Regions from separate parts of the Homo sapiens genome. Here all the other regions are linked to region 2. Evidence: chromatin loops called from intact Hi-C (ENCODE). Cell type or tissue: heart right ventricle. All regions are shown on one strand. Region 1 overlaps PLPP3 (phospholipid phosphatase 3). Region 2 holds the start of PLPP3 (phospholipid phosphatase 3). Region 3 overlaps LOC124904186 (a long non-coding RNA gene). Region 4 has its middle 41 kb from the start of LINC01767. Region 5 overlaps LOC124904185 (a long non-coding RNA gene). Region 6 overlaps LOC124904185 (a long non-coding RNA gene). Region 7 overlaps LOC105378741 (a long non-coding RNA gene).

Evidence for each region. Peaks named below come from ENCODE experiments on the same cell type or tissue, not always from the same donor. Only the 100,000 strongest peaks of a DNase experiment are listed, where the experiment ranks them.
Region 1: a loop joins it to region 2, with 4 times the contacts of the local background. A loop is called at or near these places in 41 of 110 quality-filtered maps.
Region 3: a loop joins it to region 2, with 5 times the contacts of the local background. A loop is called at or near these places in 13 of 110 quality-filtered maps.
Region 4: a loop joins it to region 2, with 5 times the contacts of the local background. A loop is called at or near these places in 14 of 110 quality-filtered maps.
Region 5: it touches region 2 in a loop (12-fold over the local background); 25 of 110 quality-filtered maps call a loop at or near these places.
Region 6: it touches region 2 in a loop (2.7-fold over the local background); 22 of 110 quality-filtered maps call a loop at or near these places.
Region 7: it touches region 2 in a loop (5-fold over the local background); 24 of 110 quality-filtered maps call a loop at or near these places.

Annotation. Positions count from the first base shown.
Region 1 is chr1:56,506,518-56,510,517 of GRCh38, reverse strand. All of the region lies in intron 5 of PLPP3 (phospholipid phosphatase 3), which reads left to right. Among named protein-coding and RNA genes, the nearest start is that of PLPP3, 71 kb to the left of the region's middle. RefSeq lists an enhancer at 1-563. In heart right ventricle, no CTCF peak of the experiment used is centred here; a DNase peak (open chromatin) is centred at 1,827; H3K4me3 peaks cover 550 bases; H3K27ac peaks cover 4,000 bases.
Region 2 is chr1:56,577,417-56,581,416 of GRCh38, reverse strand. PLPP3 (phospholipid phosphatase 3) reads left to right here and starts at 1,854. Exons shown (of 6, transcript NM_003713.5): 1 at 1,854-2,539. The coding sequence starts at 2,401. RefSeq lists an enhancer at 3,869-4,000. In heart right ventricle, a CTCF peak has its summit at 1,635; DNase peaks (open chromatin) are centred at 1,936, 2,726 and 3,636; H3K4me3 peaks cover 2,944 bases; H3K27ac peaks cover 3,219 bases.
Region 3 is chr1:56,290,362-56,294,361 of GRCh38, reverse strand. All of the region lies in intron 1 of LOC124904186 (a long non-coding RNA gene), which reads left to right. Among named protein-coding and RNA genes, the nearest start is that of LINC01767, 120 kb to the left of the region's middle. In heart right ventricle, no CTCF peak of the experiment used is centred here; no DNase peak of the experiment used is centred here; H3K27ac peaks cover 2,208 bases.
Region 4 is chr1:56,372,080-56,376,079 of GRCh38, reverse strand. No RefSeq gene overlaps it. Among named protein-coding and RNA genes, the nearest start is that of LINC01767, 41 kb to the left of the region's middle. In heart right ventricle, no CTCF peak of the experiment used is centred here; DNase peaks (open chromatin) are centred at 1,587 and 1,769; H3K4me3 peaks cover 1,911 bases; H3K27ac peaks cover 3,447 bases.
Region 5 is chr1:56,475,040-56,479,039 of GRCh38, reverse strand. It overlaps LOC124904185 (a long non-coding RNA gene), which reads left to right. Exons shown (of 2, transcript XR_007066106.1): 1 at 1-154. Among named protein-coding and RNA genes, the nearest start is that of LINC01767, 62 kb to the right of the region's middle. RefSeq lists an enhancer at 1,338-2,111. In heart right ventricle, no CTCF peak of the experiment used is centred here; DNase peaks (open chromatin) are centred at 1,118 and 1,619; H3K4me3 peaks cover 1,297 bases; H3K27ac peaks cover 2,378 bases.
Region 6 is chr1:56,437,195-56,441,194 of GRCh38, reverse strand. The region is part of intron 1 of LOC124904185 (a long non-coding RNA gene); the gene reads left to right. Among named protein-coding and RNA genes, the nearest start is that of LINC01767, 24 kb to the right of the region's middle. In heart right ventricle, no CTCF peak of the experiment used is centred here; a DNase peak (open chromatin) is centred at 1,810; H3K27ac peaks cover 3,339 bases.
Region 7 is chr1:56,072,691-56,076,690 of GRCh38, reverse strand. All of the region lies in intron 2 of LOC105378741 (a long non-coding RNA gene), which reads left to right. Among named protein-coding and RNA genes, the nearest start is that of LINC01755, 130 kb to the right of the region's middle. In heart right ventricle, no CTCF peak of the experiment used is centred here; a DNase peak (open chromatin) is centred at 2,460; H3K27ac peaks cover 2,246 bases.

The DNA.
Region 1 (4,000 bases), 71 kb after region 2:
CAAGAAGAGGGAGAAGGAGTTGCAGCAATCAGAGTGGGCACCACGAAGAAAGCAGTGTGTGAACTGCCTGCAGCCTTTGACATGGGAATCCCAGCCTACTGGACTGGCTGTTTTAATGGCTTTCTCCCTTGCTTTCTTTTTCTTTTTTCTTTTTAAAAGTAAAGGCCAGAAGGGAGAGAACCTGGGGGAGCAAACCGTTAATGAGAGCAGCTGTCACTGACCGGCTTGTTCTCTGGTGCCTGGCCCTTTAATGTGAGGTGACAGTGGGGGATGGGTGTTTGCACTGAAGGGTAACCCTTTGCTGACTGTGCCCTTCTGAGCTTTGCTCTCAGCAGGAGGACAGCCCGCGGGGGCCTGCTGTTGTGGTTCCTTCTTGGCGCCACTGCCCTAATTGGAGTCCCCTGCACCCCCAGTTAAAAAAATTAAAAGGTTGGGGGATCCTTACTAGCCTTCCTCTCTTTTATATCCTAAAACATGGGCCATAAGCAATTAGACAGAGCGTTCGGGAGGACTATGGCTTATTTCCAAGAAGTGAAATGAAGGTTCTGACTTGTGTCCTGTTTGGCTCTCGCTGACTGTAGCACAGTATAGGAATTTGATCCTAGCGTTTACAAAGCACCTACTCTCTGCTGGTACCATTCTGATACTTTACCCATTGTCTTCCTTTTTTTTTTTTTTTTTTTTTGAGAGTCTCGCTCTCTCACCCAGGCTAGAGTGCAATGGCACGATCTCGGCTCACTGCAACCTCTGCCTCTCAGGTTGAAGATTCTTCCCCCTCAGCCTCCCAAGTAGCTGGGATTACAGGCACCCACCGTCATGCCTGGCTAATTTTTGTATTTCTGTAGAGATGGGGTTTCACTGTGTTGGCCAGGCTGGTCTTGAACTCCTGACCTCAGGTGATCCGCCCGCCTCAGCCTCCAAAAGTGCTGGGTTTACAGGTGTGAGCCACTGTGCCCAGCTGCCCACTGTCTTCTTTTAGTCACATTAAGCCATTGTACTACAGCCATTTTACAGAAGTAACTAGCTCAGAGAGGTAACTTAAGTCATCCAGGGTCAGAGAGCTAATAGACAGCTGCACCACGATTCTCATGGACTCAAAGCTATGCCCTCTGCACTCTGCAAGGAGAAGGGGTCCCTGAAGCTGAAGGCCCTGCAGTTAACCCGAAACAGAAGCTCCATAGTTAGCTGCTTAAAGAGTATCATTTAATTGTGTCACGGAGTCCTTCCTAACCCTTTGGGTGGATCCAGTTATTGCTTTGAGTTTGAAAGCCTGATTTACAATGTAAAGATGGTTTGGAAAGGGGTGATAAATCTCTTTCCCTGCCTTTTACTCACTCACCTGTGAACATGCAAGAACAGGGACTCAATCTTACCTATCATTTTTCTCCAAATGCCTGACACCCAGCCTTGTGCTCAGTGGGACCTCATGGTCCAGAATGGCTTGGAATCGCAGCACTGAGAGATTCATTTCATTGAAGCCATCTGAGAGGCCAGGACAGGGAAGTGCCTGGAAGCTGTGGCTACTGAGAATAAAAGTTTGGAAATGTTCAGCTGGGAGGAAAGAAGGTAGTGTCTTTTCCAGCCGTAAGCTCCCAGGATTCTGTTGTCCTGGGTTTGATTGTGAGGGAGACAGAAGCAAAGCTCAGGACCCTGGATTGAGGAGAGATGGGTAGATCTGTGAGGAGGTGTGGGGAACCAGAGACCATGTGATGAAGGCACCAGGTGCCTGGGAGAGGGAACTATGAGTAGGATGACAGGCATCTGCCTCATGGGTTTTGCAGCTTTATCAGGGTTGTGCAATGTAGCTGTCACGTGCCAAGCAGGAGTCTGTGACCTCTGCTCTGCTTGTGCCACATGACAGAACTCTTCCCCACGAATCAGGGCCGCTGTCCCAGGGAATGCCAGGAAGGAGCAAAGTTCTCTTCTTACTCACAACTATGGCTGTATTGAATGGTTTTTGAAACACAGAGACATCACCTGAGGTTAAGAGGATTGATAAAAAAGCAGCATGTATGGCACAAAGGCCACCACTTGAGGTGCCAAGAAACACAGAATCCATTTTCCAGTCTGCCAGATAACCTCCTGAGCCAAGCCTTTACGGACTCCCTGTTAATTGAGTTGTAATCTTCGCTGACATTTGCTGAGAGCCCAAGCACTCAGAGAGAAGGTAGCAAAGCTGGAGTTGACCCCAGACAGCCTGACACAGAGCTGGCACTCCAAGACCCAGGCTTTGGCAGGTCTCCTCTCATCTCTCCACCCCTTCACCTCCCGGCATGTCAAACATTTCAATATTTTCCAACACCTGAGTTTCTGTATTAGATACCTGTCCCCTTTGATGGAACACAGTTCCAGTGTCACCTCATCTCTGATGAAACCTTCTGTATTAGCTGCCTCTGGCTGCTGTAACAAATTACCACAAATTTAGTGGCTTAAAAGAATGCAAGTTTCTTTTCTTACAGTTCTGGAAGTTGGGAGTTGGAAAAGGGTCTCACTGAGCTAAAATCAAGGTGGAACACATTCCATCTAGAGGATCTAAGGGGAGATCTGTTTTCTTGCTTTTTCTAGCTTTCTGGAGCTACCTGAGTTCCTTGACTCATGGCCCCATTCTCCACTTTCAAAGCTAGCAGCATAGAATCTTCACTTCTCCCTCTCTCTCTCACACACACATATACTTTCTCTGGCCTTTGCATCCATTGTCACACCTTCTTCTGTGACTTTTGTCCTTTTGCCTCCCTCTTTTACAGATGCTGGGACCACCTTGATAACCCAGGATGATCTCTCCATCTCAAGATCTTAACTTAATCTCATTTTATCATGTAGCATCATTCATTGCTTCTGGGACTTAGGATGCGGGCATCTTTGGGGGACATTGTTCAGCTTTCCACAACTTCCCCAGTCCCTGGAGACAGTATTGTCTCACTTCCTTCCAGTCCCCCATGGCCTTTTGCACTTTCTTCCTACCATGGCTTTAGGCCTCATCTACTCATGGCCTGCTCATATGTCTGTCTCTTCAGCTAGATTGTGGGTGCCTTAATAGCAGAATCCATGGCTTAACCTTCTGATTATTTATTCTCGGTATGTAGTACAGCAGCTGACACAATAGGTGCTTCATCAGCATTGGGTAAATGGTGAATGATGAATTAGCTTGTGGCTTCAGGCCAGACACTTCCCTTCTGGGCCTAGTTTCCTCACCTGTGAATTGAAGCTGGAGGCCTTGTAGCTCCATGACCTTTGTGCACAGACATTCTATGGCACAGCTGACTTTGTAGTAACTGACTGAGGTACAGTGCATTAACCCTAGAATGCTGGTTCCATAACTGCAGAGCCTTAGGCAACAGGCATGACAGCCGAGAACTTTTACCTGGGTCTGTTGAGGGTAGATCCTGTCACAACAGGCAGACTTGTCTAGACAAAAATCACATGTCAAATGGAAGTCTGGTTTCCTCCTCCATTGCTTACTAATTGAATGCTTTCCAGAAAAGGAAGACAATGGAAGCCAGCACAGACAGAAAACCTATACAGTGTCATGAACTCAACACAAAGACACAAGCACTTAGGGTCGGATAGGCCTGCCTGCACACCTTCAGAGATCTGGACAGAGGTACACAGGACAAAGGAGAAGGCCACAGCCCAGATAGACCATGAGGTGCATGGGCAGACCCAATCGTACTCAGAACCACAGACACACATAAACAGACAGACGAATAAAAAAAAAACACAGGCTCATATTGGCTCTCCCAGCCCCCTCCCGCCTACACACTCACTAAGTTACCCCTACCAAAGATGTGAACTTTACAGTTGGACTCACACAGGGACTAGGACGAAGGAACAGACATCGGTTCATTTCCTGTCTGGTGACAACTTGCATATCTGGTCACCTCCTCCCTGACCCTCTAACAGATGGCAAATTAGGGGCCCCTGGGAGGGGTCAGGGGAGGGCCCGGCTGCCATTGCTGTGGGTTCAGCAGAGGAAGCAGCTGCTCATGGATTTCGTAAATAC
Region 2 (4,000 bases):
GAATTGAGAGTGCTGTGTGTGATTTGCAGTTGGATGCTTCAGCTCCAAAACTTCTTGGGAGAGTCAGATCTTCTTGCTTCCAGAAGATAGCAATGTTGTCTTTCTTTGCAAGCCCCACTTACTAACCGGTGCTAACTTGAGCTTAATTCAGTACACAGCAAATCCCGTGCTAGGTACTAGAGAGATGCCGCGGCGCTGATAACCTACACAGTTTGCTAGTCTTTACCATCTGTAACACCAAATCAGGCTGACATAGGCTCATGCCTGTAATCCTAGCACTTTGGGAGGCCGAGGCAGGCGATCATGACGTCAGGAATTTGAGACCAGCCTGACCAACATGGTGAAGCCCCATCTCTACTAAAAATACAAAAATAGCCGTGTGTGGTGGCACGAGCCTGTAATCTCAGCTACTCAGGAGGCTGAGGCAAGAGAATCCTTTGAATCCGGGAGGCGGAGATTGCAGTGAGCCAAGATTGAGGCACTGCACTCCAGCCTGGGCGATAGAGTGAGACGCCATCTCGGGGGAAAAAAAAATAGTTAGAAGCAAAGAGTTGACAGTGAAGTTAATTCTGTGCAGGAATGAAGAAAGTACTCAGAGAGGAGGTGACATTTCAGAGGATACTAAAGCAAGAGAAGCATTTCCCTAACTAGAGGAGGAAAGGGTATGCATTATAGGCAGAGCGTGCAGGAGAGCAGGGGTGTGGAGTGTGAAAGGATTGTACCAGAAAGGGCAATTGTACCAGAAAGGGTTGATGGTGGCTGCATATAAAGTTATCAAAACCCAAAACAAGTCAGTGTAAGAAAGAACATGATTCATATAATGTATCAAAAAGCTACAAATATTTCCATTTCTGAATGCACACAAAGAACCACCTGGAAAAAACATCCATTTATTGTCCACTGTGCCCAGGTCCATGCTAGGCACTATAGAAGATACAAGGGAAGGCCCTTGCCCTGGAAATGTTTATTCTCTATCTGGAAAAAAGATTAACTCACATAAAATAATTAAAAATAAGATGCCAGCCTCTAAGGAAAAATGTTAGATTGTCTGAAACTCAAGCAGAGAGCATTTTGGCTGCCCTGGAATTCCCCATAGTAGTAGAATTACTCTTGGGGCCAAGAGAGGGGTTGCCTGAGACTCCTTCACCCAGAAAAAAGGTAATTGCTAACCCTCACAGAGCACTTCCTATGTACTGGGCACTGTTCTAGGAGCTTATACGGATTAACAAATTAAGTCTTCACAACCACCCTATATGAAAAGGAACAGTTATCTCTAGTTACATACGGGGAAACTGAGGCACAGAGTCACAGGATTGAAATCCAGGAGATGTGGTTCCACAGTCGTGCAGTCTTTTTCATTTTAGTATTCTCAAAATCTAGCGTAGTACCCGGTGTTGGATGTTAAGATCTTAAACAAACAAACAACTTGTTTTCCTTAAAAATTATATTTTCAGGGTAATACAATTCAAGTCACAATAAAGACCTGAAAGCCTCAGGTTTGTAGGTGAGGAAAAATGCATTTTAGCTGTACAGCCCTAACTTTTACTTGACCCAAGGCCAGCAAGAAAATGTTTCTTTTTATTTATATATATTTTTTCTTTGGTGACAATTTGGTGTTTCTGAACGCTAGGGGCTCCCGGTTTCTCTGGTTTGAGAGTAACTTTTCCTTTTAGGACTTTTTTTTTTTTTTTTGAAGGGGGTGGGGGAAAATGTGGCCTTAATTATCCTACGTCTTAGGCAGCTTAAGGAAGGGGCTGTGCTTTCGGAATCCCATCCGAGCCAAGTAAGGAGGTCCCTCTCTCTCTCTCCCCCCACGTCTTCTCTTTTTAAAGGACCTCGTGAAATAAAAGTGCAGAAAACAAACCCAGGCGATCACAGCAGCAGCCGCCGCGGCAGCAGCACCAACAGCAGGAGGAGCAGGAGGAGCCGGAGGAGGAGGAGGAGGAGGAGGCAAAGTTAGAGTTGGGGCTGGCGCTCCGGAGTTGCTGGGCTCAGCGCAGCTCCCATTCATTAAGGAACCAGCTGCGGAGGAAGGTGGCCGAGCGCCCGCGCTGCCCACTCGCTCGCTCGCGCACTCAGACGCGCGCCACAACAGCGCGCCCCAAGCTGCGCAGCTCTGCAAAAGTTTCTGCTCGGGATCTGGCTCTCTTCCCCTTGGACTTTAGAACGATTTAGGGTTGACAGAGGAAAGCAGAGGCGCGCAGGAGGAGCAGAAAACACCACCTTCTGCAGTTGGAGGCAGGCAGCCCCGGCTGCACTCTAGCCGCCGCGCCCGGAGCCGGGGCCGACCCGCCACTATCCGCAGCAGCCTCGGCCAGGAGGCGACCCGGGCGCCTGGGTGTGTGGCTGCTGTTGCGGGACGTCTTCGCGGGGCGGGAGGCTCGCGCCGCAGCCAGCGCCATGCAAAACTACAAGTACGACAAAGCGATCGTCCCGGAGAGCAAGAACGGCGGCAGCCCGGCGCTCAACAACAACCCGAGGAGGAGCGGCAGCAAGCGGGTGCTGCTCATCTGCCTCGACCTCTTCTGCCTCTTCATGGGTGAGCCCAGCCCCGCTGTCCCTCGGCCCCTCGGCCCCTCGTCCCTCGGCGCGCGTCCCAGCCCAGTCCGGGGCCGCGCAGCGCCGCGCCGCGCCGCGCCGTCAGCTCCGGGGGGCCCCCGCAGCCTTCCTGGGGAGCCTTTGCGCCGCCCAGGCCCGAAGCCCCCGCCCTCCCCGATCCCACCGACTTCTTGGCCTGTACTTGAGTGGGTCTGGGCGTGCTTAAGCGTTCGTGGGCAACTGTTAAACCAGCTCAGTAAAAGTCGTCTCCACGTTGGAAGCCCGGGCGGAATCCCGCGGAAGGTGTGGGTTCGTCCTTTTAGCGTAGGGGAAGTTGGTTGAGCCGCGCTCTAGAGCCAGCGTATAGCTAGCTGGTCGCCCTCCATCCGAGTGAAATGGATCGCCCCGAGAGTCGGGCTCCTGCCTGGAGCCGAGCTGCCTTCCCGGCGGCTGTATGTAAACATCCAGCCCTTCCGCCTTTGCTGCCCAGGCTCGCCAGACTGGCTAGCCGGCCTTTTCACTTGCTCCTCTCCTGTAGGTGCTTTCCCCGGGCTTGGTGCTGGGCACGGCTTCAGCAATCACTTGAGTGCCTACTGTGTGCCAGGTGGTAGGCGGCTTCAGGGGCATCAGTTTTAGCTCGCCCACTCTCTGACTCGGTGCAGCAGGGGTGATGAGCCCCATTTCCCTGATGGGCACATTGAGGCACTGGGAAAGCCAGCTGCGATCTTGTTTGGGGACCACAAATTTAATTGCGCCCCCAGAAAGTTGAGGCGATGGTCCACTTCTGTTTTCCAAAGTCGTTGGAAGCCACAGCTGGAAGAGCGGTGGGAGTTAAAGGAATTGGAGTGGGAGGGCGAGGAGGATTTATGAACTCGGTAGGGGAGGGAGAAAGCGCTTCACAAGAATGAACAGGACTTCCAAGGTTGAAGTCAGCCTAGGATTTTTTTTTTTTTAAAGCGAATCATGGTGTAATGGAAAACGCACAGTACTTGTCATCAGAACACTGCCACTCTTGCCACTTGCTGGGTGTGCCACTTAACTGCCTCATGGGCCTCAGTTTCCTCAGCAGTTGAATGAGTGGGTTGAAGTAGATGCTCTCCAAGGCCCCTTCCCGCATTAGGAACTCGGATTTGGTCCAGAAGCTGTTCTGCCAACTCTGCTAACTGAAGAAACATCTGTGTTCCCAATTCAGTTCCCTTAAAATACAGCTCCTGCACAGACTTAAGTCCCCTTTGAAATGGATTTGTCCATGCAGATTTTGCAGACCAGAGACTTCTTAGGCTGGAGTTATACCTCTCTGGTATTCATGACTCTTTCTGTAGCACTGCTCTTACTGTGCAGTGTCCTCTTGATGGTCCATAGTAAAGAAAGATAGGATTCTTAGAGTTTAAAAATAAGAACGGCCCCCTTCAGGTAAGAAGAGACAGCTGAAGGTATAATTGTGCTCTGTGGAAGGGTGGAG
Region 3 (4,000 bases), 290 kb after region 2:
TATGGTAAGAAAAAGGTATTGGAGGGAAGTGAGCATGGAAGTGGGAAGACCAGTTAGGAGATGGTAGCTGATGTCCAGAGGAAAAATGATGGCAGCTTAGTTTCATGTCTAGGGGTGGTAAGGATTGGAGAGGTTGGTGAATTCTGGAGATATGTATGGAGTTGAGTGATTAGGAATTGTGATCCACTGGAGGGAGGGGAAGAGACAGTCATGTCAAAGATGAGTTCTAGGATTCTGGCTGGAGCAAACAGATAGGTGGTAAGTGGTGGTGTCATTCCCTGTGATCGGGAGTATAAGAGGACAAGGTTGTCAGTGGAAGGTGGTAGGATCCATTGTAATCGTGATGAACTTGAGAGGCCTATGGATCAATGGCCAATACACAGGCCTGAGGGTTAAGTGTCAGGACTAGAGTTAGGCAAGCAGGCACACAGGGACCAAAATTTAAGGAGGCACTCACTCTCAGGGTCCTGTAAGCACAGGTTAGCATGTGAGAATGAGTGTCTCCCTAAATATTGTACCCTGGGGGCCTTGCTTACCTCACTGTAGTCCCAGCTCCATAGGAGGTAAAGGAGAGAGGTTCTGGTTGGAATTATAAGTTGGGACGATAGCAGCATCAGTGATGGAGTGGACATTTGCCATTGTTTAGCTTCCCAGCATTGATTTCTACTTCCTAACAGCACTCAATTTCATTGGGGAAATTTCATTAGCTTACACCATTGTGTGTCTTGGTAGGACATTGTGTGGGAAATAGGTGCCTTGCCTCCCGCAGTAGAAACCTGAGAGGGCCCTGGAAGGACACACTGAATATCAGAGCTTGAATCTAAAGTCCATTGTTGTACTCAGTGTAAATTTTGATATAATGGTTCTAGCTCAACAGTTAATCAAGACATTCAAAGAAGAAAATGAACAACTATGGGCCATTTCAGTTTGCTGGCCATCATTCTGTCTTCTGGTCTCCCTACTGCCATTTTTAAATGCAATATTTCAATATATTTTTCAATAGAAGAAAATGTCACCCTTTTCTAAGAGTGTGATATGTGAGGATTTGAGGTCTGTACCCACTACAGCAATTTTTCTTACTATCAGTGAAGCCCCTGAAGCAATTTTTGGTCTGGGATTATGGTAGGCTGGGGCCATACAGAGCAGTTGGGGGACGAGAACATGCAGAGTCTTGGAATAAGGCAGACACCATAGAAGGCAGACCAGAGACAATGAAAGAAATTGCATCTTTGGTGGCATTGTTGGAAACTTCTGGATCAAGTCCACTGGAAAGAATTGTGTTAGTAAGTTAGAGACTATGCTGCTATAACAGACTCCTCAATAAAGGGACTTAAATGTGATAGAAGTTCATGTCTTTGTTAACATAACAGTCCAGAAGTCTGCCATCTGCAACACATGGCTTGGCATCTGTAGGTTCATAGTGATTGTCCCAGCTGACCCATTTCTCAGCCAATGGGAAGAGCAAAAGAAGAACTGGAAAGCTATCAGCTTCCCTCTTAAAGACAGTGGCTTGAGAATTGCACTTATCTCTTTAATTTAAATTCCACAGCATGGTCACACCTAGATGCAGGGCAGGCTAGGAAAGGTAGACTCTGGAGTGTGTATGAAAGAGATGAGTACAGCATTTGGGTCTTTGGAGACATGAGGATCTATTACAAAAGGAAAGAAAAGGAGTCAAGCTTTTGAGGGTATTGATCAGTTTTTGTCAAACCAATAAATTATTTTTTTCTTCCTTCAATCCAGCTGGAGTTTGGGTTTCTGTTCTTAGCAATGAAAATTCCCCCAATATGAGACAGGATTTGTTACTGAGCCTTTGCTCTTCCTATCATACTGCCTCTCTATCATCGCTAAGGGACAGTCCAATGCTGTGCTTATTTGAATGCAATCAAATTTAATTTGTTAAGGAAAAAAGAAGGAGGGAAATAGCCTGGGATTATACTACATGCCAGCTACTATTCTACAATGTTTATATATGTGATATCCTTTAATTGTCAACATAACTCTTTGCTTTATTTATCTCTGGGTTGCAGGTGAGAAAAATGAGGTGGAGAAGGGTTTATACAGGTGGTACAATAGTTAATAGAGCTGTGATTCAATCCCTGTCTGTCTGATTTTATAGCCCCTTTTTGTGTACTCCATCCCCACTGTGTCATTGTGGTATTGAGGTGCGTGATGGCATAAGAATTAATGGGGACATGGAGGGAAAGATTGGCAGTAGGGAGATAATGATAAGAGCACAGGGAACCGTAGGGCTAGGTGTCACATGTGTGTGTATGTGTATGTCTCTGTGTGGTCATCCACAGAGGTGAGAAGGCAATCAGGAGCCAGATATGTGCTGATGGGACTGGTGAGAGATCATCCCACAGTCATCACTATTCCAAGTCCCCTTCTTTGTCAATGGCACTCTCAACTCTTCCTTGACAGGAATTTACTTGATTGGGTGTTTACTTGAATGAGGTGGACTGCAGACCTAGAGCCTTCTTTGCTCTGGCAAGCTTGGGGAGGCTGGTTGCAAAATGACTGCATTACACAAAGGTCTGGGATTTAGTGCAGAAAGTCATTTGAGGCCCATCCTGGCTGAAAGTGCCATTGGGAAGCTGTTACATAAGCAGAGAAAGCAGCAGCTGGAAGTGCAGGGCATTGAGCAGGGGCGGAAGAAGGGTGGGGAGGCAGTTTGTTAGTGAGATGAATTTCCAGGAAGGAAAGCCCACCCTCCACCACCCAGGCTGCATTAGGGCTGCCGCAGGACGGCTCATTCCTGAGAAAACCCTCTCTTAAGAATTCTATTGTCTGATCTTCAGGAATGCAAGGAAACTTGTTCCTTAGTGGGCACAATGAGAACACCAGCAGCCAAGGGAGGAAGCGAGGAGTCCTTGAATTCTCTAAGAACCTACTGCAGACTGCCTTTTGGCAAGTGTTCATGGAGCTGTGCTCTAGGAGGAGTTCCTGGTCGAGCAGTCTGGCCTGGGAATGGTGGTGAAGCACCAGCCCTGTCTTCTTGCATCCTGACTTATAACTGGGAGTCTCCAGTCTTCCTTCTGCCACAGCCCAGTGTGCCTTGTTTCGAGCCAGGCAAAATGGCTCACCATCCCTGAAGAAACAGCCCACTTACACTGTCCCAGGTTCACTGTCACACCCTTTCTTTCTCTACATATCTGCGCATCCTTCAAAGGCCTGATCAAATGTCACTTCTTTGGGGAAGCCTGCCATCATGGATACCTACTTTTTGCTGAGCTCATATTACTTTTACCTGCATACCTTCACACCTAACTTATCATCATACGTTTTATAGGTGCCCAGTAAATATATGTTGGTAAAATGAATAGTCCTGATGTACTTTAATGTTATTTTGGATAAAAGTCATACATTAAATAAACAAATAGGATTTCGCTGTATAGGTTTCTGGATGAAATTCACAAGAACTTTGTTGAACTTTGTGTTTTATTTTTTTAGTTCATGGTGTATGGGTTAACCTGCATTCAAATGACATGGTAAATGAATCACATGTCACTCACTCATTTCTGACTGTGTGTTCCTCAGGACGGCCACTCTCTTGATTTCCATCTCTAAATACGGGTTTGGAAACAGGTGACGCTAAAGCTTCTTCTAGCTGAAAAATGTTATGTCCCAGGTCTGAAATATTTAAACTGTGACCTCCCAGAAACATTTGCATTTTAAAGGGCTCACTTAATTAGAGGCAAGAAGCCTTAGGGGTGGGACTTTAGTGGAGGATGACATAGCAAGCAGAGTTCCAAAGGCAAAGATTCAAAGAACTTTCTCCAGAATGACAAGGTAAAGATCTTCTATTCAGCTTCCCTCGAGTATCCTTATTTGACTTGGTATGAATGTACCTATCCTTTTAAAAATGTAACCAAGGAAAAGACATGGAGACTACTTAAATGCATGTTACTAAGTGAAAGAAGCCAGCCTGAAAAGATTACACCTGGTACAATTCCAACTATATGATTTTCTAGTAAAGGCAAAACTGTAGGGACAATAA
Region 4 (4,000 bases), 210 kb after region 2:
TTAAACATGATTTGATTCTCTTTGTCCTGTTGCTCTTTGGCATCAATGGGACATGGATCAGGAAATTATTTCTAGGTGTTTATATGAGGAAAGAGGAAAAGCTGCTGAGAGTTAATCTTTTAGACAATCCAACAGAATCTGAAATATCAAAAACTATCCTTCCAAAAGAAAACTATCAACCCTTTCAACATTTTTTGAATCTTTCTTTGAAGCTTTAGCCAAACAGAAGATAAATGTAAAAGGTAAGGAAAGCAAATTAACTTCTATTGAAACCCACCATGTGCCTGTGTCTTGATGTATTGTCTTCTCAGTTCCTCCTAGTAACCCCGTATGGTAGGTATCATTAGATTCATTCTTCCACATAAGGATGCTCAGAAAGGTAAATATTTGTCTGAGTTCATACAATGATTTGGCAGGAAAGCCAAGATTCAAACCGCAGCCTGCTTGGTCCTAAAGCCCAGGCTTTTTTTTTTTTTTTCTTCTTCTCCCTGCTTCTGAGTCTGCAGTCTCCTGAGGGGAGCAGTTGTTTCCTCTTTGTTTAAGGAGTCCGTCCTTTTGTCCTGGATAGCCCCAGAGAGATCCTGCATCTTCAGAAGAAAAAGGACTTTTCGCTTTAAGACTGCTTGGGACCTCCAAAGGTCTTTAGCAGAAAATGCAAGCAAGCACCCTATTGGAAGGTACTCTTAATGAAATGAACACCGGCTGGATGGTTCTATTTTTGGATGTGGGCTCAGACATTAGGAGCAGGCAGTATCTTTTCTTTTTCTTTTTCTTTCTTTCTTTTTTTTTTTTTTTGACAGGATGGGCTGGGGTTGGGGGAGGAGGAAGCAAGAATTAAGCAGAGAAGGCAAGCTCCTTTCTGTTCATCTAACTCAAAGTGAGTATTATGGATTTAAATAACCCATGTGCAGTTCTATTACTTAGTGGTTTTACCCAGATCTAGGCTACTACAGGTGAAAGATGTTCTATCTGTCCTGTGCTTAATTTTTAATGCAGTCTTGAATTACTTTTGTAGAAAAATCCAAACACTTAGTTTGCATGCCATCCTCAAGGTTCTCCTTCTGGGGTGGAAAGCTCACAGGCTTTGGGGATTGTGAGGCTTGAGTTCGACCTTCTGCCATGCCACTGATCTGTGTGGCTTTGGGTAAGCCATCTAGTATCTCTGACCTTAGGCCCCTCCTCTGTAAAATGAGTACAATCATGCATGCTTTTTAAGGTTGTCATCATTGCAAAGTGCTTGATGCTTGGCAGACACTCATTAAACATTAGTTACTTTTTCTCCCTGTATCTCAAAGTGCAAATTCTTTATCTTTATTCTCTTAGGTCGAGAAGGGCATGAGTGATGACCTATATTTTTAGGACAGCTTGGATCCACCCAGATTGTTGGCAGGGGCTATTGGCTGTGGTTTAAGACTTAAGCCAATGCCCATTATGTCATTATGGAGCCTGCAAAAGTGATTACTAATGTTACTTTTCCAGTTCACTGCAGAGCAGAGGGGAGAGTTTTTCACACTGCTGGCGTTTTGTTGGAGCACGAAGATACGAATCACAGATGGCTTCCTCGGCAGATGTGGCCCTGTAGAACTGCAGTGCTGGTTTATAAGGGGTTTAATGAAAACCTGGCACCCTCCCAGACTTGAATCAATCCTCTAGGGTCTCAGCTTATGCACGTACAGACCAATCTGCAAATGTGCACCATTATTGACGGTGTGGGGAATGCTGGGGTGAAAAGTTTTTACCTGAGAAACAAAGCCAAACCTATCTGGCCAAGTTCACAGGCTTGGCCTGGGAGATGGAACAGTGCCGTGGAAGGGAAGTTGGTAGGAGAAGAGTGGCTGCAGCTGGAGGATGTCCAGATGGCCGCTGCCCAGCTGGGGGTGATCCGGGCTCAGGGTAGAATGATGGTTTTACCAGCTGCTTCGGGCTCACAGTATTTTCTTCCTTGCCATGGCTAAAAAGAGTGAGCAGGACTCGCAAGTGGGAGATATGGAATATCGAAATAGTTTCTGTCTAGTTCATATTATGGACTGGAACTGAACTTGCATATTGTTGCTTCTGCTTGAAATGTTCTTCAAATGGTCAGCTTGCTATTTCTCATCTGTTTTATTTTGGCTTCAGTGTCATTCCTTGGCAAATGCTTTCTTGATCACTTCCCTGAAAGAATCTCCAAGCTCTTTGCCATATTCTATCTTAGTTGTGCATTTGTTCATAATATATCACAATTTATTTGCCTATTTGGTTGCTGTTTTGGTCCTTTACTAAAATATAAGCTCTTTGAGGGTAGGAAGTCTGTTCATCTTGTTCACCAATGCAGCCGAGTGCCTAGTGGAGTACCTGGAACATAGTAGACATTCAACAAATATTGTTGGATGGATGAATACATTTTTGTGACAAGACTAAGATAAATCAGTCTTTGTAGATTAAAGCCACCATTTACAAGCTGTATAACTGTCTAAATTACTTAATCTTTCTTAGTCTCAGATTCTTTATCTGTGAAAAAAAAGATGGCCAGGCGCGGTGGCTCACGCCTGTAATCCCAGCACTTTGGGAGGCCGAGGCGGGTGGATCACCCGAGGTCTAGAGTTCGAGACCAGCCTGACCAACATGGTGAAATCCCATCTCTACTAGAAATACAAATTAGCCGGGTGTGTTCGTGGGCACTTGTAATCCCAGCTACTCGGGAGGCTGAGGCAGGAGAATCTCTTGAACCCAGGGGACGGAGGTTGCAGTGAGCCAAGATCACACCACTGCACTCCAGCCTGGGCAACAAGAGCAAAACTCCATCTCAAAACAGAAAAAAAAAAAGATAAAAATATAGTAGAGGGAGCTGTTTGTGTAGAATAGTGTCTAGAAATAAGAAATGGTCAATAAAGCTATTATTATCCAGTTATTGAAGAATTAAGTTCACCACCAACAAATATTTATCAATATTTCTATTCTAATATCTATTGAGAATCTAGTATATGCTATGCCCCCACACCAAGCACTTTTACATGCATTATCTTATGCTATTCTTCACAACCTTGTGAGATATTCTTCCCATTTTAGAACAAAGGAAATAGATTAAGTGGTTTGAACAAGCTTACATAGCTACTCAGTGGCAGAGGCAGTATTAACTCCATTTCTATTTTTAAAGCCCTAATTTTCCCCCATAATTCCAGGCTGCTTCCTATTAACACTCATTCTGGATAAATAAACATAAGGAAGCCACATTCTCTGTCCTCTGGAGGCTCTGGTTTAGGTGATAAGACATATGTAAGAGTAAAATGAACACTAATAAAAACCATTTTTTTGGTGCTGCTTTGAAGTTTACAAAGCTTGTCCCAATATTTACAATACATTCAAGTTTTAAAAGATTATTACCCAGGATATATAAATAATTCATACAAGTCAATAAGAAAAAGACAAACAATGGAAAAATCTACAGATTATGAACAGGCAACTGGAATGGCCAATAATCATATAAAAAGATGTTTGACATTATGAGCTGTTGGGGAAATTCAAATGAGAACAGTAAGACACTATTTCCCATTGTCGGATAGGCAAAAATAACAGTCTGAGATACCCAATGTTGAGGAGGATAAGGAGACATGAGAACTATCATACCATGCTGGTGGGACTATAAATTGGTAAAACAGTTTGGGGAGCAACTGGCAATACATAGTAGCAGTCAATATGAATACACAACCAGGGCTTCCTCTATGAGGTAATAGCTTAGAGAAATTTTTGCATATGTGCCAAAGGAGATGTGCAATAATGTTCAGTGTTAGCATTGTATATAATAGTGCAATATTGGAAATAATCTAAAAGTACATTAATAGAGGAATGGATAAACAAATGGATCTTTTTTTAGATAGAACATAAAATAGCAAAAATAAAGCAACATAAAATAGCAACTAAAAGAATAAATTAGAGCTACATTTAGCAATATGATAAATCACTAAAACATTATTGAATAAAAAAGACCAAGTTGCAGAAAGGCACAGACAAGATATCATTT
Region 5 (4,000 bases), 100 kb after region 2:
AAGAGCTCTGGGAGGGTTTTCAGAGCTGTGAAGGGCTTGGGCGTCGAATGCAGGTGGAGGTTCGGCCTATGGCAGGGCAAGACAGCTTTCATGCGAAATCACAGGTCGGAGGGCAGAACAGGATGGCCACCAGGCAAGCCACGCTACAAATCAGGTGGGTGCCTGGGGAAAGCTTGCAGAAGTTCTGGCCTGATTGCGTCTATTTCCTCAATAAAACAGCAACAAAGTTAGCAGCAGTGAGGAAGGATGGGGGAGCAGAGGGGGGAGCTGAGAAAAGAGAAAATGTAAAGTATTTGTTTAGAAGAGTGGAAGAGAATCCACTGGGAAAATGTAGTAGGGATGTAAGTCAGCATTAACCACCCATTTGGGGTTAGTGTCAAGAATTTATTGGGAATAGTCAGCAAGGTGGTGTGCCTTGCCCGGCAGACGCAGGTGAGGGTGGACAAGAGTTGAATTTAACCTGCTTGGGGTTTGGCAGGTGCGTACACCTATGGGTTCGAGTGGCAAGGGAGTTTAGACCGAATAATTAAAATGACGGAGCATGGACTTTATGCTGAGGAAGCAGAGAAACCGATGGCATAGGGATGGGTGGGGGGCAGTGAAAAGGCGGGTAGGATCAACGGATTGTTGTGTCCCTATGGGCTGTCGAATGCTGCGGCTGGAGTGTTGACTTTTATTTTGTAGATTTCAGCATATATACATATACGCTGAAATTATATATTACATGCTATATATGTTATTATATGTTATATATTATCTGCATATATACACACACATATTCCCAGAGGAAGTTAAACTTAACCTGGTCTCATATATACTACACATATAAAATATGTATATACACATATGTATGTATACACACATAGACATGTATACACACATATATACATATGTATATATAAAAATATATACAGATATTTTAAATTTCATATATATTTCCCGTCCCCTCCAAGAGCCCTTTCTGACCCCTGACCCCCTTCTTTAGCAGAACCCAAATGGTTTCCGTGGGTGGAACATCTCCCTGCGTTTCTGAGGACATCAGCGCACGTGGTTTCTTTCCCGGCCGCCGCAGCCCACTTGGTCGGTTTCCTCCTAGTTTTGGCCTGGTGCCCTCCCCGCGGGGCTCTGCCGGGTCTGCGGGTCGGGGCCGTCCGTCCTTTCACCCTGGAGGAGAGAAAGCAGAGATGGGAAGCTTGCGCGCTCGGGCGGGGCCAGTCCACCGAGCCCGACGAGGCTCGGACGGCCCCGGAGGTGGGCGCGCCTCGGCCGTTCCTCCGCGGCGGGGGCTGCTCCGGACGCCCCACGTCTCGGGCCTGGGATTCAGCCTGTGAGGTGGGGGCGGCCGGGGCGGCGGCTGCCGGGAGGGGCTCATTGTTCTGCCGGCCGCTTTGACTTCATTTTCTGCTTTTCATCCCAGGCCGGGACGGTTTAGAATGCAAATGCGGGCTGCTTTTGTAGCTGTGCGTTTGTCTGGGAGCCGTGCGTTTGTCTGGGGTGAGATCACAGCAAAAGGGTTTTGTTTGGCTTTTTAAATTCTTCTGGGGAGAGCAAAAGAAGCTGGAGGAGCGCTGGGCGCAGAAGACCTCCCGGGCGGGAAGGCGGGGCAGGCATGGGCCCAATGGGAGCAGCCGTCGGCTTCTGCAGGCCTGGTTTGGAAAGGAACCGGGTCAGAAGGGTGTTGTTGAACATTAACTCCTTGTGGCCTGGCGGATGGGGAGTTGGGGGTTTCCAAGCTGCTCACCCCAGAACATGCAGTCCACTAATACTGTATTTCGTGCTTCCTTTGTGCCACACCCTGGGGACATTTCCAAAGAGAAAGGTGACGTCCAGCCCTTTCACGTGACTGCATCTAAGTGTCCTCTGCCAGAAGTGGATATTCGGGCACTTCATCCTCACGACCCTGTGTTGTAGGTATTACTGTCTCCATTTTATAGATGAGGCAGTTGAGAGTTAGAACATCACCCAGATAGTATGGGACAGAGCTTTCTTGAGGCTGGGATGTGCCTTCAAAGCCCAGGCACTTTGTCACTCCAGGCCCACCAGGCCCTCGAGGGGTACCCAGCTTGGTAAGCAGGGAGAGAACGAGGGAAACTAAGAATGATAAGTCAGATTCAGAAGAGTGGTATCCAGGTAAATGCTCGAAGCATAGGAAGAAGCCAATGGAGTGTGTTTGTTTGTTTTTGAGAAGGAGTCTTGCTCAGGCTGGAGTGCAGTGACCCGATCTTGGCTCACTGCAACATTTGCCTCCCGGGTTCAAATGATTCTCCTGCTTCAACCTCCTGAGTAGCTAGGATTACAGGCATGCGCCACGATGCCTGGCTAATTTTTATATTTTTAGTAGAGATGGGGTTTCACCATGTTGTCCAGGCTGGTCTTGAACTCCTGACCTCAGGCGATCCACCTGCCCGGGCCTCCCAAAGTGCTAGGATTACAGGCGTGAGCCACTTGTGCCAAGCCTGTTTGTTTGTTTTGAGATGAAGTCTTGATCTGTCTTCCAGGCTGGAGTGCAGTGACGAGATCTCGGCTCACTGCAACCTCCACCTTCCAGGTTCAAGTGATTCTCCTACCTCAGCCTCCCAAGTAGCTGGGATTACAGGCGTGTGCCACCACAGCCAGCTAATTTTTGTATTTTTAGTATAGACAGGGTTTCACAATTTTGGCAAGCTGGTCTTGAACTCCTGACCTCAGGTGATCCGCCCCTCTCGGCCTCCCAAAGTGCTGGGATTACAGGCGTGAGCCACCGCGCCCGGTCTGTTTGTTTGTTTTTGAGTGACTCAGGGAAATATTCCCATAGGAGGTTAAACTTAACCTGGCCAGAGGATGAGAAGGGAGTAGGTTTTCCACAAGCACTGCTAGACATATCAGGTCCAGGGAGCAGCAGGTTCAAAGATGGATTCTGTACCAGAATCTCTGTACACAATTCTGGTACACAGAATGCAAGAACTAGAAGGCCCTTAGGAAGCTCCCACCCTTTCATTTTACTGAAGACGTAAAAGGAGACCCAGAGAGGGTAAGTAATTATTTAAGATCACAAAGCAAGCGAGTGACAAAACTGGAACTGGAACCCAGATGCTCTACCCTTTCATCTGTGGTATTTCTTAACTCAGTAGTCACACATACAATGTAAGCGAGTTCACACTTGTGTAGCACTTAACAGTGGGCCAAGTACTTGATATACTTTCCTCTCTTTTAGTCCTTGTAACAAATTCATGAGGTAGCCACTGTTTTACAAAGGAGAAAACTGAGACACAGAGAAGCAACTGACTCAAGATCACACTGCAAATCACGCCCTAGAACCCATGCCCTTTCCTACTCTGCCACAGCGCTGATAAGTAGGTAAGGAAAGAAGGGAGGCCCAGAGAAGGCAGTTACCAATTTTAAGATCATAAAACAGGCAAGTGAAGGAAAACCATTTCAATGTAGAAATTTTGACCCCTGTATTCAGATGAGGAAACGGAGACTCAGATGTCCAGTGACTTGCCCAAGAACACAGTGAGAAAGTGGTGGGCCTAGCATTGGAGACTATACCTGAGTTCTTTCTACTCTGTCTAGCTCAGCCCCCACCTTGGATGGAGAAGCAATCAAAGCTCCCCTTCCCTTGGTATCTTTCAGATCTTTTACAGATAGTCCTAGTCCTGGTCCAGGTGCATGTTCAAATCTCCTTCGCCTCCTGGATGAAAAATTACCTGCGTAAATGACTCACTGTGTGAATAGCTGGGCAGGGATCAGAACCCCCGTCTCCCTGCTGCCAATGTAGTGATTTTCTATACTCTTTGCTTTCCCTTGTTCAGCATGGCGTAAGGGAATCTGGATCACATTATCCCCCAGAGACCAAAATGTGAGTCGCTTTTGGCTCTTGGGGTCTTTTAGAGAAGCCACTTGGTGTAGCAGCTTTTTAGGTTTGCAGGATAAGAACTGAAGGGGCAAAGCTGGGTCAGGACAGCCTGCATTGGAGGCATGGGACCTGCTTGAACTTAGTTAGCATGTCTTTTTTGTTGTT
Region 6 (4,000 bases), 140 kb after region 2:
TTGGCCTCCCAAAGTGCTGGGATTACAGGCGTGAGCCACCGTGCCCAGCAGTTTGGAGTTTAATAGCTCTCTTTCATCACGTGGCTTCTGTGAGCCTAATTCATTACATGCAAATACTACCTAATTCTCACGGTTGTTTTAAGAATGCAGCATGGCTGGGCACGGTGGCTCACGCCTGTAATCCCAGCACTTCGGTAGGCCGAGGCGGGTGGATCACTTGAGGTCAGGAGTTTGAGACCAGCCTAGCCAACATGGTGAAACCCCGTCTCTATTAAAAATACAAAAAATTAGCCCCGCATGGTGGTGGGCATCTGTAATCCCAGCTACTTAGGAGGCTGCGGCAGGAGAATCACTTGAACCCAGGAGGTGGAGGTTGCAGTGAGCTGAGATCGCGTCATTGCACTCCAGCCTGGGGACAGAGTGAGACTCTGTCTCCAAAAAAAAAAAAAAAAAAGAATGCAGCATATGAAATTAATGATGTGATATTTTCTTAGAAAAAGGTAGATAAAAATAGATAGATGTCCAGGTAGCATTGTTTATAAAAGCCCAACAAATCAGAGGAAACTATCCCTTAAAAGAGAAACAGAACCAACGTAAATATCCACGACAAGAGAATGGTTAGGTCACAGCAGTACATCAATGTACTGGAATATTATACAGACATTAAAGTTTTTCTTGAAAAGAAATGCCTTTGATAGAATGAAAATTAAAATAACAGAGATATAAAACTTTATCTCTAGTATGATCTCAACTTCACAAGAAGTGAGACTAGAGTAAAACATATCCCAACATTAACAGCAATTATCTTAATAATTATCTTAAGACAACAGACTTATGGGTTGTATGTGTGTGCATGTGTACATATGTATATATATATTATGCTTCTTTGCATTTTTCTATTTTCCAAGTTTTCTGCAATGAGCATGAGTCCTTTTGAAAATCAATGCAAAATATGAGGCTCAGAGTGGAGCACAAAGAACACCCCCCAAATAAGGCCTCACTGGCCTAAAGATCAATTAGTGCCTTTTCAAAACTCATTTGTTTTTTTGCAGTGTCAAAGTGCCATTTCAGCGTCTCTCCTCTGCTCACTCATCTCTTTTGGCTTCACTATCTTGATTTGACTGGGTTCAAAGAGGAAGCAAACACAATAGACTAAAGCCAGTCTTTAGGAACTGCCTGGGTTCATGCTACAAATAGGATGTGCTGATATAGTCTTTAAAAAAAAAACCCACAACACCAACAACCTCTTTTAACATCTCAGTGAATAAGGAGCACAAGGAGAAAATTACCTCCAAGGTGATATTCTGGCCATGTTCACCTGCTCCTGGAGCATCAGCTGTCCCGGGCATGCCAGGGCAGGGCAGGCTGCCAGATGAATGAATCTGGCCTAAGATGCCAGTGGGTAATCCGGGGACAATGGGACTTATCAGGATTTCTCCCTAAGTTATGTGTTCTGTATCCAAAAATATTTTAACTGATTGCCTCTGGGAAAACTGCTGTCTCCTACCTTCTGGGAAAGGCAGTCGGGGAAAGGCAAGGTAAGAGAATGTTTTCTGAAGTTGCTTCCACTCACATGTACAGAAACAGCAGCAGCAAGCTGCACCTTCTGTGAGTAAATGGTACTGAAAATGGCAGGACCTTTGCCTCCTTCCTGTTCTGCTCTTAGAGTGGCAAGCTTTGGGGCCTTACAATGGAACTACGTGAGAAGGGAAGGAGCACAGATAGTATGGGGTGCATCTCCTTTGTTGTTACTAAACAGAAGGCACCAAGATCTTTCCAAGGTCATCCAGGCAGTGAGACAGGATTAGAACCAAGCGTGCCTGGCCCCGGTTGTCCTTTAGAGCACAAGAGGGAGAACCAGCAGTCATCTGTTCCACAGTCCCTCCCAGAAATGCCAATGTCAATGCCACCTATCACCTACCCAGTATCTGCTGTGCACCAGGCACTGTGCAGAAATGTAGAAACCTGATTCCATCTGTTATGGGCTGCATTATGTTCCCCCACAAATAAATATGTTGAAGCCCTAACTCCTAGTACCCTAGAATGTGGCTATATTTGGAGAAAGAGTCTTTAAAAAGGTATTTAAAATGAGGTCATTCGAGTGGGCCCTAATCCAATACTACTGGTGCCCTCATAAGAAGAGGAGATTAGGACACAGAGGTAGGACCATGTAGGTCACCAGGAGAAGATAACCATCTATGAGCCAAGGAGAGAAGGCTCAGAAGAAGCCAACAGTGCCAACACCTTGATCTCAAACATCTAGCCTGGAGAACTGTGAGATAATAAGTTTTTGTTGTTTAAGCCACCCAGGTCTGTGATACTTTGCTATGGAGCCCTAGCAAACTAATGCACCATTTTAGCCATAGCCTTGCTAGAAAGACCACTGGTCCCAAATGAAGAAACTCAGGCACAGCGTGGTGAAATAACTTGCCCAAAGTCACAGTTAATAGGAAGGCTTTGATTAGAACTCGGTCTCATTGACCCCAAAGCCTGGGGCTTGACCGTTACTCTGAGAAGAAATGGGACCATTTATGTGAAAGTGCATTGCAAACTGTAAATAGTTATTGAACGAACACAACATCAGAAGGCATTGCTTCTTATTTCTACTATGGTAAAGTAGCATTCTCTTTATAGGAAATTCCAGGTTGAACCTGGTCTTTCTTCTAGAAGGGCATTTCCTGGGGATACTTTGCCCTTTAATCCCGGGGGGCTCTTTTCAGGTTAGAGAGCGTCTTCCCAAATAATCTAAGAGTTGCAAGGCATTGTGAGGCAGCGATTTGGAGCTAGGACTCTGTTTCTCTCCATCTACCAGAGGCATGGGGGTGACCTTGGGCAAATCACAGAGTCTCTCTGGGCCTTTGAATCTGACCTTCACACATTTTGGATTGTTCTGCCAACTTCTGCTGTCAAGTTCTCTGTGGGCATTTTAGTGAAGTACTCTATTTTCCTGTAGGCAACCCCATCTCACTACCAATCATAAAATAACGTTCATTGTTCCCACCCTCTGCCCTTGCCTCCTTAATGGTGACTCATCCCTTAAATCAGGCTCAGCAATCACTTCCTCTGGAAAGCCTTCCCAGCCTGGACCAGTTTCCCCTGTTATAGGATAGGTTAGCTCCAGAAAGGATGCATCTCTGCCAGAGCCTCAAACTCAGCCTAGTACATGGTGAACTCTCAACAAATATTGGTGCATAAATTAATCTCCTCTTGTATTGCCCTGTCCTGTGCTTTCCTTTCACAGTCCTTATAGTTTTAAAATTATGCAGCTGATTAATGTCTGTCTACCTGACCCGAACCACTAGACTGTAACTCCATGAGGGCAGGATTGTTGTTTTGGCTCATCATTCCATTCTAAGCACCTAGCAGTGTCCTCAAAATAGTAGGCACTTAAAAAATATTAACTGAAACAATTAAAGTAAGGAGATAGGGAGGTTTTGATTCATCCAGAAGACATGTCACCCAAGTGAATTTCCAGGGCTTAGGAGAGCTCACTCTACAACATTCATTAACATACTTTTTTTTTGCCCATCAGTCTTCTCTTGTGTCTGGCAATGCATTTACAACATTGTTAAGAATTATCTTGGCCTCCATGTGGTCACGACCTGAAGGGAGAGGCTGGCATTGGAGGTGGTAGTAATAATTCAGTGCTCTAACTCCAGGCAGGAGCTGGGGTCTGAGCAAATGCACAGCTGCATGCAATCCATGTAGGTGTCAAAGGATCAGGGAGGGCAGAGGGGAGGCAATTTTTGAGCAAAATATTGAAGTCTGAGTAAGTGTACACTTAAGGGGGAAGGAGGGAAAATTCATGGTAGGCAGATGAAACACTTAAGCAAAGGCCTAGCATGTTAAAGAACGAGGCTCGCTGGGGGAAGAGCAATTAGCCTGCATTCCTGGAGCTCTGCTGTGTGGGGGAGGGGAGGGGAGAAGAGTTGGGAGGTGAGGCTGGGAAGGTGGGGTGGACTCTCTGGAGACTTTTCTAAAAGGAGGGGAAGAGCCGGTT
Region 7 (4,000 bases), 500 kb after region 2:
CCTCCCATGATGGGTGGGCCCTCATAGCTGGAGAGTCCTTTGTATACTGAGTAGCCTGAGGGTTGTAAGAGGAGCACTTGGACCCTGGAGCCAGGATAGGGCTCCAGCTAACTCCGTATTAGTCTCCATAATTAGGTGGGAGTCAACATACTTTGTGGGAGGAAGAAATCAAGTTGTGATGAGAGAAGAGGTGGGGATGTTGGGAGAAGAGGATTAGAAGAACCTTCTCTGGAAGAAGAGTAAGAAATAGAAGACTGGGGTTCAGACAGGTCTGATGAGGATATTTATATAGTAAGGATTCTGGAACCACCCTGCTTGGGTATAAGTCTGCCATGTACTTGCTTTATAACTGAACAAGTTACTCTATACTTTTATATCTCATTTTCCTCATCTGTAAAATGAGAATAGTAAAAATTGCTACTTTCAAAAGTTGTTTTAAAAATTAAATAATCTAACTAGAAATTAGAAGATGAAAATATATATTTTGTCATATATTTGTTCACTATCCAATAGGAACTGGGGGAAGCATACAAAATTATAGTAATGAATTTGTATGATGTGGATGTACCTAACTTTAGTAACTGCACAGAAAAGAGAGCTCTTTAAGGTCATATGAGAGACAGAGAAAAGTCGTTGCAGAAGTGGCATTTGAGAAATTGTGGAATAAGTAGGAGTTTGCCAGGAAGGGAAAATGGGGAAAAATAGAGAGGATGACACTTGAGAAGGGTCAGAGATGCAAGAATTTTGGAGACCACAAAGATTTCTAATGTTACTGGTTTGCTCTGACTGGAAGGTACAACAAACACCATAGCCATTCTCTGTCTGATTAATATGACTGCTCATTCCATATACAACTATAGCTTCTTATTCTTTTATTTTTATGAATGTCTTCAATTTGGAGGAACTTACCTATGTTCTCTCTGGAATGGTTGGAGGACATTTGTATGGCAGTGTATAGTGTCATAACCACAGATATGTCTTTCTGTTGACCTTAACTTCCAAACACTGTGATCTGCTTTGAACTTATACTTATTTCCTGGTCAACCTACAGCTTGAGGGCAAGCTCAGAATAAACCACGTTTGTTTGAGAGTTTCGACACTCATCAACTGGGGGAAGCATATTCCATACCCTCTTACCTGTCTGTCAGGCACAGTATGAGAAGAACGTTGACTTTGAGGTCAAATATACCTGTGTTGATCTTAGTTTTGTCCCTACTAGTTGAGTACACTTGCCCAAGTTACTCAGCTTTGCTTATGTTATCTGTCCAATGGAGGTAATTATTATCTCATAGAGTGGTTGAGAATATCAATGAATTATTAAATGTCAAATTATTGGTACAATGCCTAATATGTATTAGGTACCTAGTAAGTATTAGTTCTCCTCTTGTCTCTTTGCAAATATGAAAACTGTTGACCTTCAGATGTGCGCCAGTGCATGTGAAGTCAATGTGGGGATTAGAGTTGGCCTCTTTCACCTCCAAATTAAAATCAAACTGTGCAGATTCTTAAATGCACCCAATTTAGACTACCTATAGATTAGAGAGCCACAGCACACTTCAAGTGATAAACGGTAGGATTTTTTTAGTCAATTTGATGAATCGCTTTTAACAATTTTACAGGGTTATCTGTTATGAAATACTAACCCTAATCTTATTCATATCTTTAATATTATCCATTCACCTTGATGCTTCCAGTGATTTAAAGATATTTTATTTTTTATTGACACATTTTTGTAAGCTATCACAAATTCCTTATGGAAAGAGTAAGATATACAACACACAAAACAATGGAATGAAGTACGATAAATAAAATAGCCAAACAAAGAATTTATCGAGGGCAACTTTCTGCCTCAATGTGTGCTTTGTATCTTAATTAGGCTGAAAGCCTTGGGAAGCATACCATTTTATTGAACAAACACTATTTGACCTTTCTAATATTTTATTTTTACCCACAAAGAAAATATCCAAAGAACGAAACTTTCTGATATGGAACAAATTCTTATTTTTCTTTGGCACATACTTTGTATTGGATTGTCAAAGACAAAGGAAGAAAGGCTCGCTGAGAGCCATGGGAGAGTGTGGTGTTTTCAATGCACCTGGCATTCCTGGCTCTTCTCCTACTGGGGCATAGGGCTGTGTGAAGGGCTGGACGTTTTCAATCACAAATTCTTGCTTTGTCTATAGCATTAACCCTGTGAGCCTTCTCCACTCTTTCTATGACACTTGGCATCTATCTCCTTCCCCAACCCTGGGCTGATAGAACAAACTGGTAGAATCAGTTGACACAATCTCTATCAGAAGCAACTGGCCTTGTCTTATCCAGAGCCAATAACGCACAACACACAAGATGGCTGAAGTCCAAGGTTCCTGCACATTAACAGATGGAGGGGAATTATCAGTGGAGAAATACAACCAAGCACCATGTGGATGGGTGACAAGAAGTCTTCTGGCCAGAGGAACAGATTACATACCAGCACTGCCTTGGCTCACTGCCCCGAAGAAATACATAGCAATCCACACTCGGGGAAAATTCCATGAAATAGCAGAGCAGGAACATCCTGAAGCCAATGGCAACACATTCCAAGAAAAACATCCAATGAACCAAACCCAAAACAACACAGACCTCAGAAACGTAAATAAGAATTAACTGAAAAAGGAAACCTTCAGAGTCTTGGGAAGCAACACAACAGATTAAGTGACCACAAAACACTAAAACACCAACTAGTTATTTACCCACTGCTTTGCGGTAAATATAAGGCCCATAGTCTCCAGGAGGTTATTTCTGGGCGCCAAGGACTTAGCACATAGTCCAGCAAAGAGCTTGGGCTTTATTTTCCTACCCAGGGCAAGTGGCATTTGTAATGGGCCTGAGAACCAGAAAGAAGATATTTTTGAACTACTTAGTCTTATGGCTATTTATAAGGATGAGAGAAGATCAGAGGGTGGGAAATGCACTGGGCTTCAAGTTAGAAGACTAGGGTTTGCATTCTTACTCTGCCACTGACTAGCTCTGCTGTCTTGGCAAGCTACTTAACCAAGCTGAGCTTTGATTTCCTCACTTGGAGAAATGAGTGGATAATAAAAATTATTATTTGTTCCTCATGGGGTTGATCTGAATATTAAATGAGAAAATGGAAGTACTCCTAAGAGGCAGAGTACAATGCAGTAGCCAGCCATTATTATGGTTGTTTCTATTGCTGTTACTACTTCATTACCCTAGGATCACAGGAGAATTCACGTTTGCTAACTTGAGATGAATTTCCTGATAGCTGAGGTTTGCCCTCACCCCCAAGCATCTATCTCAATGAATTATCTGCTTCCTTGAGAAGGTTCTTGTACATAGTTTAAACTTTTCTTGATGACTTAGAACCAAAGATATGAACATCTATTATTGTCCTCAGTAGCTTACAGTTAGTTCTGTTTGATTTTTCTCTCTTTCTTCTGTGAAGTCAAGCAAAGCCACAACCCACAACTCCTGACCTGTCTATATTTGTTTATTTATTTATTTTTGAGATGGAGTCTCACTCTGTTGCCCAGGATGGAGTGCAGTGGTGCAATCTCAGCTCACTGCAACTTCTGCCTCCTGGGTTCAAGTGATTCTCCTGCCTCAGCCTGCCAAGTAGCTGAGATTACAGGTGCCTTCCACTATGCCCAGCTGATTTTTCTATTTTTAGTTGAGATGGAAATTCACCATGTTGGCCAGGCTGGTCTCAAACTCCTGACCTCAAGTGATCCGCCCACCTCAGCTTCCCAAAATGCTAGGATTACAGCTGTGAGCCACAGCACCCAGCCAAAACTAATCTCTTCCTGACCTGTATTAATAGCTTCTCCTACCTCTATTTTGCTTGCCTATTTCTAATTTGGTCCACCTCAGATGATCAAGCTTGGTAGAAATGAGTGCTAACCATGAAACAGAGAGTCTCTATTTAGAATTTTGGTGATAAAATATGAGGCATTCATACAGGGACTTTGAGATCACCACAGTAGAGTGTAGAGACATA